Regions from separate parts of the Homo sapiens genome. Here region 2 is linked to region 1. The links are chromatin contacts, found by Hi-C in ENCODE. All regions are on one chromosome and are shown on one strand. Each heading gives the region's core, a stretch centred on a gene start or an enhancer-like site at or near the end of the contact. The rest is flanking DNA. Distances are from core to core; before and after follow the strand shown. Region 1 holds the start of STX18-AS1 (STX18 antisense RNA 1 (head to head)). Region 2 holds the start of MRFAP1L2 (Morf4 family associated protein 1 like 2).

Region 1 (7,717 bases), core at 2,750-5,249:
ATGGGTCTGCTTTAAGCATACAGATTCTACTGTTACTATATGTCAAGTAGATTTCAACTTGAATGTCAAGCCTAATAACAGGTAACGGCTCCTGGGGTACAATGTTGCAAAGGATTCTGAGCTATAGGGATCCACTAAGAAATTAGCACTGGCTTCCATGATCACAAGGAAGAAAAGAAAGTAAAAGCTGCATACCTGCCACACATCTGCCATCACTGAAAGAGTTTCACCTTGGCAAAGAAATGTTACCATCTTTTACGAATGCAGACAGTACTTCTGCACCACCGCTGATTCATCAGTACCTGCTCAGGATTTTCACTCATTCCTCACGCACTTAACTAAATTAAGGAATGAAAGTGCAAGAAAACTAAGTGGTTTGGAAAATACAGCTTGGTGCCACTAAAGAAAATATGTCTAAATGGCCTACATGAGGAGGGGGGAGGTAGTTTGGGGGAACAATAATAATCAGTCTGTTTTTTTAAAATACATACATATAGACTATGTGAGTAGGGTAACTCAGAAGCTACCCTACTTAGCTTGTGAGTTAAGTAGGGTATTATCACGTCCACTTTATAGAAATGGAAAACGAGAGTCAGACTTGCCCAAGTTCACCCATTTCTAAGTAGCAGAAGCGAGATTTGAACCCAAGGCCCAGGTCTCTTTCCAATCCCATCATCCTCACTAGTCCCACACTTCAAATGAGTTAACTAATCAAATTCCCATTGCAGAGTGACATATTCATTATTATTTGGAGTTGTTCGAATAATATAAGTTCCTCCCCCAAATAATCTGAAAAGTCGTTACTCTCCATTTGTAATTTAATGGGTAGACATGCATTTGAGTATATATAAATTTAGTAAAATTGAGCATAAAAGTTAAATGTTTAAAAGAATGATGCAGAAGCAATCAGCCTGTTGTTGGAAGGTAGGGACTGCAATAAAATTGCAGTTTCAATGCAATTTTATTCAACTTAATATAACCTCTACAACAATTCAGTGAGATGGAAATCTGGCATCAGGCATATATTTGAGGAATGGAATGGAAGAATAGAAATTGAACCAGATAAAACGCATCCTAGAAGTAACAGCAAATGCTTCAAGGAAGGCACTTACCAAAAGGCATACTATAACTTATTACATTTCATTAAGTCTGACAACCAGGGCTAAACCTGAATTAGAATATGTGCTTCTGGTATTTACCAGACTTTTCTCTATAAGGAATCCAGGCCAAACAAAATAACAGCCAAACTTTTGACATCTAATTGTAGTAAAAGCACAGGACATCCATCACTAGCTCTTCTAGTTAAACTTCCCACAAGAGAAGATGGGGAGTGGGGAACGGTTGCAAGAACAGGAGATAATACACAAAGCAATGACAACATAAAATCAAAATTGCTTAAAAGAATGTATGTTTCCTCTACGTCAGGGGGACAGTGTCCCTGAACAACACAGCCCATGAACTCACTTAAGGTGATGTGACACCTACTCACATCAATACATAGCAGAACTGCAAGTTGCATTGTCATGCGGTCCAACCCTGTGACATATGCACAAAGCTTTTCTCAAACATCTCTGAAAAGCAGTCATCACTCTGTTTAATCACTTCCAGTGACAGGGAACTCAGCACCCTATGGGACTGTTACTGTCCCTGAGGCCCATTAACTCAAAACTCAAACACATTTTCACCACTCAGGGAGAGGTGGAAGTGATCACAGGGCTCTCCAAAGGGCTTGCCAACCCAACTGTGCCTCCTGTCTCTACCATTCCCAAATCCCCCCTTTCCCTGAGCAGGACTCAAAATTAGCACAGTGTTAATAAATCAGTGGTTTCAGAGTTAGAAGGGACCCTTAAAAAGCCAATACTGTGATATTCATACCACAGTTCTACAAAAGGAATCTCAAGAAGTGCTTGGGCCAAACTGGGAGGGAGAGTGTCCTGTTTCTCTTCCTCTTATTTCAACCTAGGAAGCTCCCACTTTAATTTGTTACATATAGAGGACCAAGGTAGTTTTTTAAAAGGAGGAGGAGAAAAAAAGGACCATTTACAGGTAAATAAACTGAGGTCTTAAAACTTGCTTAATGAAATCATATAGCTAATAGTTGCAGGGTTCAGACAACAACCTCGTCTCTTGGCTCCTTCTCTGGTGCTTTCTCTACCAGATAACATCTGACCATCTACAGGGCAAAATTCAAACTCTGCAATGATACACAAAGCCCTTTAAGATCTCCGCGTCCAATTTTTATGAGAGTCCCACATTCCAGTCTCACTCAAATGTTTATTGAACCAACTTATGTCAGACTGTTACCTACCTCCACAGCTTAGCGCATACTATTCTCTTAGCCTGAGATGTCCTTCTGCACTGGAACCAACTAATCCTCTTTCAAGATTTGTTTTAGGCATCATCGCCTCTATAAAGCCTTTTCTGGTCCTCAGGTAGAACTGACCACATTCTTTTTGTGCCCTACACAACACCTGCAAGGCTTTATGGCACTTGTTTTATGTCTATGTCCGTCTACTCCACCACTGCTTTTACATCATATTACTCTAACACGAGGCTGGTCAGAAGGTAGGTGCTTCATAGACGGTCATCAATAGGGCGAGTGTATTCATCTGGTCCAATCCCCTTTCTAATGTTTAAGTATCCTCTGCTAACTGTCATTAATGCATGCATGACTACATTCATTCAAAAATATCTGAGTGTCTATACAGTGCCAAGTGTATGCCAAGCAGAGAAGGATTTACTGTGAAATTAATGAGGCTTAAGCTTTAGGGTCCCTCTCTTCAATCTTCCAAAGCTCTGAATCTTTCTTGGTGATTTTTATTTCTTGAAGAGGGCAGACAGAACTATATAAGCTGTAGGCCCCACAAAACCTAGATACCTCCTTGGTGTCACGAACACAAAAGGGAACAAGACAAACAGCTCTCCCCTTATGGAGTTTTCTGTTTAATGGGAAAGACAGCCATTTGTTCATTCACTCATTCAACAAACATTTACTAAGCAATGCTATGAGTCATGCATTCTGAGATGAAAACAACACTGTCCCTGCCCTTAAGGAAAAGGTTCCTGTTCCCAGGGAGATGAAGGGACACCTGCTCTGATCAGGGAACAGAAAGTAGTTGAGGTGACTGTAACACTGTGTTTGCGAAAGATTACCCTAAACCCGTCTCAAGAGGAACTGAGTCCTACTTATTGCAGAGACAAAGGGAAGAAAGAGTTCGGCTGAATACAGTTTTTAATCTCAACTAGGGGTGGGAGGCAGACAAGTAAATAGAACAGGCAAATATGGTGTGGTCAGTGCTGCAACAGGAAGCGAAGGACTGTCAGGAGGTTTCCCCTGAGTGCAAGTCTGTAGTGACGGCGAACTCATGACCTCACAAAGCCGCCCATGCACTTTCCAGATAGAGATTTCTGAGGATCTCCTTTCTTGTCCCCCAATCCCTGTCGCCGCAGGAGAAATCTGTTCCCCAATATGCGTCCCCCTTCCTCAAAATAAGGCTGTTCCTTCCCCCAAAAAGCTGTAGGGTCTCTGAGGCCAACTCTTCTGTCCCCCTTAGAGCCACCCCCTTCACACAATGCTTACGGGACGGGGTCTGGTTTGGGGCCCGGGGTCCCTGTCGCAGGACTGCCCCCTCCTCAACCCGCCGTTTCCATAGCAACCAGCTCACCACTTCGCGGGCCCGGCTGGAGAAGTCGCCCTTGGGCCGGGGGCTCCGGCGGAACAGCTCGTCCCGGCTGCCATCGACCCCGCCGCCCACCGCCACTCCCAGCGCCTTGTTCCGCGTCTTCACGGTCTTGACGCTGGCCCGGAATAGCAGCGTGATGTCCACCGCCATAGCGACCCGCACCCTCAGCCCCACACTAGGCCCGCCCACGTAAGCAGCCGGCGACCGCGGCGCGAACCCGGCCGCTGAAGGACTGGTCCTGCCCCACACGCCTCCCCCCGGCAACGGCGACGCGAGAAGAAAGGTTCCGGCCTGCGCCCTGCTACCGCGGCGGGAGGAAAAAGGTTCCGGCCTCAGCCGGCGCACCTGGCGGAGGAGGAACCTCGCGACGCGCTCTCGGGCATCGGTTTCTCCCAGCAAAGCTTGGAGGGTTTAGCTGCGCGGAGAGCTCAGCGAGCTCTTCTGTGTCTGTTTGGGGCGTGTGGGCTCCGGGAGCGTGAGGACCGGGAAGCTAGGAGGCTCCTTCCCTTCTGGCGGCTCCCTCACTGAGACCGGGCGGTTTGGTTGCGGGGGAAGTGGAGACGAGCCACCCTTGACCTTTGACTGCAAGAACTCACCTTGAGCAGGATAGAGGCACGTGGACGGTGACCCTCGGGATGCAATAAATGCTGAGACAGATCAGGTGTGCAAGGCACAGAGCTAGAGGCCAGAGGCCTTTCTTCTCCAACCTTCAGTCACCTCTTTTTAAAGTGAAGCCAGCATCCTCCTCGGGGTTTACTGTGAAAATTAAGTGAGCTGACGCGTGCTGTGTTTTGATGTTGCTTGGCTCCTAGTAAGTGGCCAATAAATGGTAGTAATCGTTAATAATGTTATTATTATAATCACTGTTATTTGTGGTAAAGGAAGAGGCTTTAGAGAAAAGGCGTCACCTGTGCAGAGATTTGAAGGATGAATAGGAAGTTTAGATGGAGACAAAGGTGAAAGAGTGGCCCTAATGCCGCTGGATTCTCTTCATCCTTCATGCATAGTTTTTAATTGTACCGTCTTGAGCCATAGCTATTAAAATTGACAACTCAATCAATGAGTTTCTTCTGCATTTTAGGTTCATGTTCTGTTTTGTGTTGTTTTTTGAGACGGGGGTCTACTATGTTGCCCAGGCTGGATTGCAGTGGCTAGTCAGAGGCGCCATCCTAGCTCACTACAGCTGGAACGCCAGGGCTCAAACGATCCTCCCGGACTCAGCCTCCTGAGTAGCTGGGACTATAGGCACGTGCAACCGTGCCTGGCCTATGGTTCAGTTTTAATTCAAAATCTCATTGATTTCTTCAAGATTTCTTTTTTCATAAAGAGGAAGCACAAGTAGAATATGTATTAAAACAGCAGTTTTAATGGTCATCAAGATAAAATTTTCACAATACTAAGATGTTATTTGCCTTTTCGCTCTGATTTTCTTATGAGTTGCATACAGTTGAGTTTGCTGGAGACTGTGATATTGCAACGGAGTAAATGCAGAACAGCTGTTTTCTATTAAGCCAGACTCCAAAAAAAGACTTTCAAAAACATCAAGTTTTTGTTTTGATTTCTCATATAGTAAATGTCGATAATGTCAATATAAACCAAAATTGTTTAGAGCCCTTAATAATTTTTAAGTGTGCAAAAGAGTTGAGACCAAAAGTTTGAGAACCACTGTGTTAAAAAAATAAAGTTTATCAGAAATAGATGTCAAGAAAGTATATATTTACCAGAAAGGAGGAAGGAAAAGATTTTTTTTTTCTTTGAGGCGGAGTCTTGCTCTGTCGCCCAGGCTGGAGCAAGCTCCGCCTCCCGGGTTCACGCCATTCTCCTGCCTCAGTCTCCCGAGTAGCTGGGACTACAGGCGCCCACCGCCACGCCTGGCTAATTCTTTTGTATTTTTAGTAGAGATGGGGTTTCACCGTGTTAGCCAGGATGGTCTCGATCTCCTGACCTCGTGATCCGCCTGCCTCAGCCTCCCAAAATGCTGGGATTACAGGCGTGAGCCACCGCGCCCGGCCAGGAAAAGATTATTTAAACCCAAACTGTAGCCACTTCTTGCAGTTTAAGGAAAATAAATTTCCATACAGCTTTCTTCCACCTACTGAGGAAAAGAGAAAGAAATTACAAAATCTCTGCCAATGATTCTATCTTGCATAAATGGCCCTTTGTTTAATCCAGACATTAATCAGTTTTTGGCCATGCAAAGTTAAGCCTGGGGTAGAGTAGAAGGAAAGAGAGATTGCCCTGCATAATAAAGTGAGGGGGATTGAATTGGGGGGAAGAAAAGAGAAGCCAGAACCCAGGGAGGGGGCCGGGAAAGTACAAAGTAGGTAACTGGGAAGGATCTTTGAGTGGGAGGGAGGCTGAACTACACCAAGCCTTCAGTGAGTGGTGCCTTGTGTAAACCGTGTGTTTGGTGCAGTTGGATATTTTGGGTAGAAGGGTAGGGACAAAGATCTAAGTTTTCTGTCTGGATTTGCAAGAGCAGAGAAGATTGTGGTGGATATAAGACCCAAGTGAGCTCAAAACATCAGGCTGTAAATCCACAAGTGACCACAAGTACATAAAATTCCTAAATAAGTCACAAAGATCTTGAGGAGGCTGCTGAACTTTCCACAGACCATGGGATATGGGGTTGTGCTTTTTACATTTTGTGTTTACTCTTTAATTTAAAAGAGCAAAGTGACTTCAGTTGACAGTTGACTAATATTAAGCCCCATAAAGCTGAGAGGGGATGTGGGTTAAAAGGATGTGCAGAAATGTTGTGAGAGTATACTACTGCAACTCCAGGGCTCAAACAATCCTCCCGGCTCAGCCTCCTGAGTATCTGGGACTATAGGCGCGTGCCACCATGCCTGGCCTGTTGGAGGTAGCACACAACTGCCCAGTTGGATGTAGTATACAAATTTTGTTTTCTTTATGCATTCAGCAAACATTGAGTGGGCCAGACACTGTTCTGAAAAATACGCAGTCGACTTTTGAACAGCACAGGCTTGAACTGCATGCGGCCACTAATACTCGGACTTCCTTCTGCCTCTGCCATCCCTAAGACAGCAAGACCCACCCCTCCTGCTCCTCAGCCTACTCGATGTGATGATGGTGAGTATGAAGACCTTTACTTTATGATGATCCACTTCCATTTAATGGATAGTAAATATATTTTCTCTTCCTATGATTTTCTTAATACCATTTTCTTTTCTCTAGCTTACTTTATTGAAAGAATACAGTATCTAATACATATGACATGCAAAATATGTGTTAACGGACTGTTTATGTTATTGATAAGGATTCTGGTCAACAGTAGGCTATTATTAGTTAAGATGTTAGGGAGTCAGAAGTTATACACAAATTTCCAACTGTGAGGGGTGGAGGAGTCATCAAGGATCAACTGTATTGGCACCCCTAAATATAGCTCACTACAGCAGCAACACCTATGCAAGGAGACTAGATGTAGGCTGCCAGTGAAAACCAACGTGTAATTTCTGGGCAGCAAATTTAAGAGCTAATGTATGATTCACGATGCTCTTTTCCCTCTGCTATGACAACCCTTAATGTTCCAATGTTCCATCAGCCTGAGTCCTTAAGTAAAGATGACATGGAGCATAGCCAACCAAGGACATTGTATTAGTCAGAGTTCTCTAGAGGGACAGAACTAATAGGATAGGTGTATATATAAAGGGGAGCTTATTAAGGAGTATTGACTCACATGATCACAAGGTGAGGTCCCACAATAGGCCATCTGCAAGCTGAGGAGCAAGGAGAGACAGTCCAAGTCCCAAAGCTGAAGAACTTGGAGTCTGATGTTCCAGGGCAGGAAGCATCCAGCACGGGAGAAAGATGTAGGCCAGAAGACTAAGCCAGTCTAGTCTTTCCATGTTCTTCTGCCTGCTTTTCTTCTGGCCATGCTGGCAGCTGATTAGATTGTACCCACCTAGATTGAGAGTGGGTCTGCCTTTCCCAGTTCACTGACTCAAACGTTAATCTCCTTTGGCAACACCCTCACAGACACACCCAGGAACAATACTTTGCATCCTTCAGTC
Region 2 (6,863 bases), core at 4,364-6,863, 2.1 Mb after region 1:
CTAGCAGTGGACGTGGAGACAGCTTTGTTGTTGTGGCCGTGATGCGTCCCACACTCCAGTGGCTCGCGCTTCCTGTACCAGACACTCCATTATGGCAGCTGCCTTTGGTGGAAGAATTTAGCATGACTCAGAATTGTGTCGAGCCCAGAATCTTACCAAACCCAGAATCAACATTGTTTCAGATAAATAAATAGTAAATTCTTTTGTTATTCCTAGACTATTCATGTAATGTGGGTTAAGTCATACACAATGTGGTCTGACCAGTTATTATGTGTAATGAGTGTTAAATGGAGTGTGGAACTTACCCAGATTTTCTGAATTAATTCTGATAGAAATAAATTCCACTTTCTATGTCTTTGCACAGTCGTTTGTGTAAAAGAGACCATCCTGTGCCATAATTAAGCACTTGAGGGAAGGCTTCTCCCAAACGGGCTGAAAGTTCACAGATGTGAATTACAGATGATCGGCATGAACTAAATGGCATCAGAGAAGGTGAAATTAAGGACTTTTTTTTCCTTTTGTCCTGGTTACCTCTGTCCACATCCCCTCTTCTCAGAGCCTGATGTGGCCTACAGCTGGCAGTAGTCTTGTAATCTTGATTGTAAAATGTACAAGCTGGCCAGGCGCAGTGGCTCACACCTGTAATCCCAGCACTTTGGGAGGCCGAGGCAGGCAGATTGCTTGAGCTCAGTTCAAGACCAACCTGGGTAACATAGTGAAACCACACCTCTACAAAAAAATACAAAAAAATTAGCCAGGTATTGTGGTATGTGCCTGTAGTCCCAGCTACTCGGGAGGCTGAGTTGCGAGGATCACCTGGGCCAGGGAGGTCGAGGCTGCAGTGAGCCGTGATCGCACCACTGCATTCCAGCCTGGGCAGCAGAGCAAGACTCTGCCTCAAAAGAAGAAAAATAGGACACAGAAGACACTTGGGTTTGGGTTGCAAAAGGGGTGAGGAGGGGTTTTGGAGATACAAAAGGAGTAAATATTGTTTCCTGAAGAGGATGCTTCAAGCCACAGTTTCTAAAGAGAAAATCCAGAACGTCTGGGCCTCCAAGCAAGATCCCTTCACCTGAGAGTGAGCAAATGAAGACATGGGGAAAAGAAGAGACTGGCATTTTAATGTATCCGGGATTATAATCCCACCTACGGCCATCAACTGGCTTTTGCTGCATGAGCCACCCTAAATCTCCGTGACAACAATAAACATTCCTCATGGTCTGCAGTTTGGCTGGGAGTTGGATGATCCAGGCTGGGCTCAGTAATGGTCTGCGGGCCACCTGGTCTAGGCTAGGCCTGTCTAGAGCAGCTTGGTTCTGTGTTTCTCTCACCATCTTCCCAAGACCGGTGCCCGTTCTTCTCATAGCGAAGGCAGAGACGCAGAGGAAAGCGAGTCCAACCGCGAAAGCCTCTTTCAAACCTGTGCTTGTGTCCTCTCTGTGAACCTCTCATTGGCCAAAGCAAGACATGAGGCAGAGAACATGGATGAATGAAGGGGTGGGGAATTGGGGTCATTTATACTACCTACCATCATCTGTGCCCACTGCCCCCATTATTCATGGAAAAATTGCCCACCCCCATCTAAGGACCCCCTTCCTACTTTCTTCCAATCATGGCCTCAAGCAAGAAGTCTAGCATCTTGTGAGCCACATCAGGTCCTAATATGGCTTTTATTGGTCTAGAAGCTTATGCACTTTTTGAAAAGACAAGTTATTGTCCACTTAGACCCAACATTCAGTGATGAGACAGGGACAGGATAAGGCCCATTGGTAAGGGAAGAATGAAGGGGTGAAATAGCAGTCACATAGCTATTTTGAAACTCGGTGGAGTAAACATTGCCAGGTCCTCTACTTTAAAGCTAGGGAATGTAAGGCTTTGGTTCTGCAACCTGGAAGTGGCTCAGCAGCACAGGAGTTGGCAAACATTTTCTGTAAAGATCTAAACAGTAAATATGTTAGGCTTTGTGGGCCACATACAGTCTCTATCACATATTCCTATTTCTCCTTTTCTTTTTTAAAGATATGAAAGTCTTTCTTAGTTCAGGAGCTGCAGTTTGCCATTGGTCCCCACACACTGGCCTGCACTGACACATCCTTCTTTTTCCATCACACTTCTGAAAAGGGCATTTTAAAATGCGCCAGTTTGGGCTACTGAGCCTGCTTTCTGCCGGTGGAAAGATTGGGAGTCTAGAAGTCCTTTGACACTTTGAACTGTCGCTTGGATAAGCTAGAGCATTTTTGCTAATATGTTCACCTCGAAACTTTTGTGGGTTTCCATGTATTTTATTCCATTCCACTCATACCAAGAGACAATTCTTTTTGAGGTGTGTTTAGCTCTCTAGACTTAATTACTGCTGTGTTTGTCACATTGGCTGCAGTGAGATCGTGACATTAGGATTCCTGGGAGCCTGCGCTGGGCAGAATTTAAGATGGCTCCTCCATGATCTTCACTCTCTGGGTGAAAACTGTCGGTCAGCCCATGCCCAGGATTGTTGATCAGTGCTGAAGGTCCTGAGGCTGTTTTTAGCATAGTCTAAAACTTAAGCAAAGCAATAATTATAATTGAGCAAGCAAAATTGTTCTTTAACATGGAATCGATGCTGTTACACAACCACATAAGCACTATTTTAGTCCGTTCACGCTGCTCTAACAAAATACCAGAAACTGGGTGTCTTCTAAACAACAGAAATGTATTTTCTGAGTTCTGAAGGCTGAGCAGTACAAGATCACGGTGCCAGCAGGTTTGGTGCCTGGTGAGGGCCCACTTCTGGTTCATAGAAGCCCATCTTTTTGCTATAACCTCCCACAGCAGAAGGGGTAAGGCGGCCCTGTGGAGTTGTTTTATGAGGGTGCTAATCTCATTCATGAAAGCTGAGCCTTCATGACCACATCACCTCCCAAAGACCCCACCTCCTAATATCATCACATTGGGGATTGCTTTGCAACATATGAATTTTGGGGGGACTCACATATTTGGACCATGGCAAGCCCCTTAAAAGCAGAGTTTTCTCCAGCTGGGAGCAGAAGGGGATGACAGAGAGGCTGGAAGGATAAGAAGGATCCGACATGCTCTTACTGGCTTTGAAGATGGAGAGGGCCACGTTTAAGGACCGGAGAGTGACCTGTAGGAGCTGAGAGTGACCTCTGGCCATCAAGCATGGAGGGTCCCCTTAACTTTCTGCTAGAGGTACACAGTGAATAAGCCTAGACACAATGACATGCAGTGGGTGCTTAATAAAGATCTCTTGGGAAATGAGCATTAAAGCAACATTTACTGGGCTCCTGCTGTATGCCAAGCCCATTTCAAGCTGAGGAAACAGATGACTAAACTGACTAAGTACCTGCCCCTAGGGCCTGTTTTCTCGCAGAGGCACTTATATAGTCCAGTGAAGAAAGAAATCTTCCAGAATGATTCCTAAAGGCATATTCAGAGCCTGGCAGGGCTGAGGAAACAGTGGTGAATCAGACCCACCTTGGCCTTGGGTGCCCACAGTGGGTAAAGCCAGACTCCAACTTACAGCCAAAGCCCCAGGCAGAGTGAAGCTTATACCCTTAGGAAAAAAGTAGGGGGAGGCTGGGTCACAGCACTCAGCATCAGCACCGAGGCCGCAGCTCTGTGTTCCAGGAGCATCTGCCCGAGGCAAGAGGGAGCGGAGGCCCTGGCTGGGGGCAAATCCCGACGCTGTGAGCACCTGGCTTCTCGGAGCCTGGAATATTCTAACGGGACCACTGAATTCGGTTGTTTATTATTTTTATTTATTTATTTTGAGACAGGGTCTCGCCCTGTCACTGGGCTGGGGTGCAGTGGCGCAATCAGGCGTTCAGAGCTCACCTCGGTCTCGACCTGCTGGGCTCAAGCAATCTTCCCGGCTCAGCCTCTCAAGTAGCTGGGACTATCGGCACGCGCCACCACGCCCAGCTAATTTCTTGTGTTTTTTTTGGTAGGGTTTTTTCCCTTGTTGCCCAGGCTGGTATGGAACTCCTGAGCTCAAGCGATCCTCTCACCTCAGCCTCCCAAAGTGCTGGGATTATAGGCGTGAGCCACACGCCCGGCCTGGGTGTTTATGATTTAGAATGTTGGTGAGAGGTGACAGTGTGCTGGCAGTCCTCACAGCCCTCGCTCACTCTCGGTGCCTCCTCTGCCTGGGCTCCCACTTTGGCAGCACTTGAGGAGCCCTTCAGCCCACTGCTGCACTGTGGAGGCCCCTTTCTGGGCTGGCCAAGGCCAGAGCCGGCTCTCTCAGCTTGCAGGGAGGTGTGGAGGGAGAGGCGCGAGCGGGCACCGGGGCTGCACACGGCGCTTGCGGGCCAGCTGGAGTTCAGGGTGGGCGTGGGCTTGGTGGGCCCCGCACTCGGAGCAGCCGGCTGGCCCTGCCAGCCCCCGGCAATGAGGGGCTTAGCACCCGGGCCAGCGGCTGCGGAGGGTGTACTGGGTCCCTCAGCAGTGCCAGCCCACCGGCGCTGTGCTCGATTTCTCACCGGGCCTTAGCTGCCTTTCCGAGGGGCAGGGCTCGGGACCTGCAGCCCGCCATGCCTGAGCCTCCCACCCCCTCCATGGGCTCCTGTGCTGCCCGAGCCTCCTCGACGAGCACCACCCCCTGCTCCACGGCGCCCAGTCCCATCACCACCCAAGGGCTGAGGAGTGTGGGCGCACGGTGCCGTTCTCGCAGGCAGCTCCACCTGCAGCCCTGGTGTGGGATCCACTTGGTGAAGCCAGCTGGGCTCCTGAGTCTGGTGGGGATGTGGAGAACCTTTATGTCTAGCTCAGGGATTGTAAATACACCAATCAGCACCGTGTGTCTAGCTCAGGGTTTGTGAATATACCAATCGACTCTGCTGGGGCCTTGGAGAACCTTTGTGTCTAGCTCAGGGATTGTAAACGCACCAATCAGCACCCTGTCAAAACAGACCACTCGGCTCTACCAATCAGCAGGATGTGGGTGGGGCCAGATAAGACAATAAAAGCAGGCTGCCGGAGCCAGCAGTGGCAACCGGCTCAGGTCCCCTTCTATTGTGGAAGCTTTGTTCTTTCTCTCTTTGCAATAAATCCTGCTGCTGCTCACTCTTTGGGTCCACACTGCCTTTATGAGCCGTAACAGGTCTGCAGTTTCACTCCTGAGCCGGCGAGACCACGAACCCACCAGAAGGAAAAAACTCCGAACACATCCGAACATCAGAAGGAACAAACTCCAGACGCGCCACTTTAAGAGCTGTAACACTCACCGCGAGGGTCCGTGGCTTCATTCTTGAAGTCAGTGAGACCAAGAACCCACCAATTCCGGACACATTGGGAACTTAGAGCAGTGCTTGGGACATGGTTATCAGCGTCAGATATTTCCTTAAACTAGCGTGAAGTCGACTTTAACCTTCCAGCAGTGTGAGTGAGGGCCCTGACCCTAGAATCAACGCCCAAAGAGCTGTGGCGCTACAGCGGGCGGGGACATGGGGTGCGCATGCGTGCGGGGGGGTACGCGTGCGTGCAAGTGCGCGTGCGCGCGCAGGACCGCTGAGGCGGGAGCCCCGAATGCGGTTCTCGCTTGCTGCGTGGCGGTAAAGGACCGCAGGTGTCGTAAAAGGGCCGCAGTGGCAGCGTCCTGGCCGACGGCTAGTAGCCCATTTTGGATACCGTCCTCGCTGCGGAAAGTTGGGGCAACCTGTTGCTAGTCTGGTCGTTGGTGACAGCGAGGCTTCCGCGCTCGCTGCTGGTGAGCAGCCCCGGCGTGCCCCGCGGGCTGGAAGAGGCGGCGGCGTGATGCGGCCCGTGGACGCGGACGAGGCGCGGGAGCCCCGCGAGGAGCCGGGCAGCCCGCTGAGCCCCGCGCCCCGCGCCGGCCGCGAGAACCTGGCCTCCCTGGAGCGCGAGCGCGCCCGGGCGCACTGGCGGGCCCGCAGGAAGCTGCTGGAGATCCAGAGCCTGCTCGACGCCATCAAGAGTGAGGTGGAGGCAGAGGAGCGGGGCGCCCGGGCCCCAGCACCCCGCCCGCGTGCGGAGGCTGAGGAGCGGGTGGCTCGGCTGTGCGCCGAAGCAGAGAGGAAGGCTGCGGAGGCGGCGCGGATGGGCAGGCGGATCGTGGAGCTGCACCAGCGGATCGCCGGCTGCGAGTGCTGCTGAGCCGGCGAGGCCGCGCGGGTCTGGAGCGGAGCGCGGCGGGGAGTGTCCCGCGTGGAAGGCGCTGGGTAGGCAGGGAGGGGAGCGCAGAGCCGTGCCACGCTCTCCGCGGAGTTGGTTTCATTCTTTTTTCATAGGTAATTAGAGAAAATAATTTGATATGTTGTTGTAAAGAGTCATGACCACTGGAAGTATTTTCAGGACGTAGACCTGGTGGGTCACTACGTGGGGGGAGAGAGGTGTGAAGCGGAGGTACATGCTGGAAACGTGTGAATGTTGTTACGAGATTGGAGCGTTTGCGATGACCTTCCTGCAGGTGGAAGCATTGTGCACAGGTGGTTGGGTTTGTTTGACTCCCGGATATGAGAATATCAAGCTCAAAATTTATGTTGTGATGATGAATTTCTCCCACTTGTACTTTAGGTGGCCAACTGACGAACTGTGTTCACCTGATAAGGAGTCGTGGCTGCTTGGACAGGCTCAAACCAAGAGAGCCTTTCGTTTTGTCTCCCCTGTTTTTCTGCCTGCGTTTTCTCCACATTAGCCACTCAATTTCCAGTACCATCCTGGCGGATGACTTCAGCATTAGATGGTCAGGTGTATTTTTTTATTAATAGGCGCATTCAGTTTGGAAAAGACAGCTTTTCATTAATGTCCCACGTAAAGGAATATGGCCTATACAGTACGTACGCTGCTGCGTGGTCATATTTGTTCCTGTGATCTTATTGTATTTTCAAAGTTTGGAAGTATACTCG

The links. Hi-C counts contacts between places; a loop is a spot of excess contacts on that map. Pooled maps may share reads with other maps.
Region 2: a loop to region 1 is called in a pooled map, with 8 times the contacts of the local background. The contact joins the promoter of MRFAP1L2 here to the promoter of STX18-AS1 in region 1. A Hi-C loop is called at or near these places in 7 of 50 pooled maps.

Annotation. Positions count from the first base shown.
Region 1 is chr4:4,538,132-4,545,848 of GRCh38, forward strand. STX18-AS1 (STX18 antisense RNA 1 (head to head)) reads left to right here and starts at 4,000. Exons shown (of 6, transcript NR_037888.1): 1 at 4,000-4,344; 2 at 6,607-6,776. STX18 (syntaxin 18) reads right to left here and starts at 3,917. Exons shown (of 11, transcript NM_016930.4): 1 at 3,666-3,917. The coding sequence starts at 3,833. LOC124900165 reads left to right here and starts at 4,000. Exons shown (of 6, transcript XM_047416490.1): 1 at 4,000-4,344; 2 at 6,607-6,776. RefSeq lists enhancers at 3,787-4,066, 3,791-4,085.
Region 2 is chr4:6,668,462-6,675,324 of GRCh38, forward strand. MRFAP1L2 (Morf4 family associated protein 1 like 2) reads left to right here and starts at 5,614. Exons shown (of 1, transcript NM_138699.3): 1 at 5,614-6,863. The coding sequence starts at 5,752. The coding sequence ends at 6,111. LINC02482 (long intergenic non-protein coding RNA 2482) reads right to left here and starts at 5,420. Exons shown (of 2, transcript NR_134665.1): 1 at 5,223-5,420; 2 at 2,267-2,532. RefSeq lists an enhancer at 4,608-5,216 and a silencer at 5,689-5,918.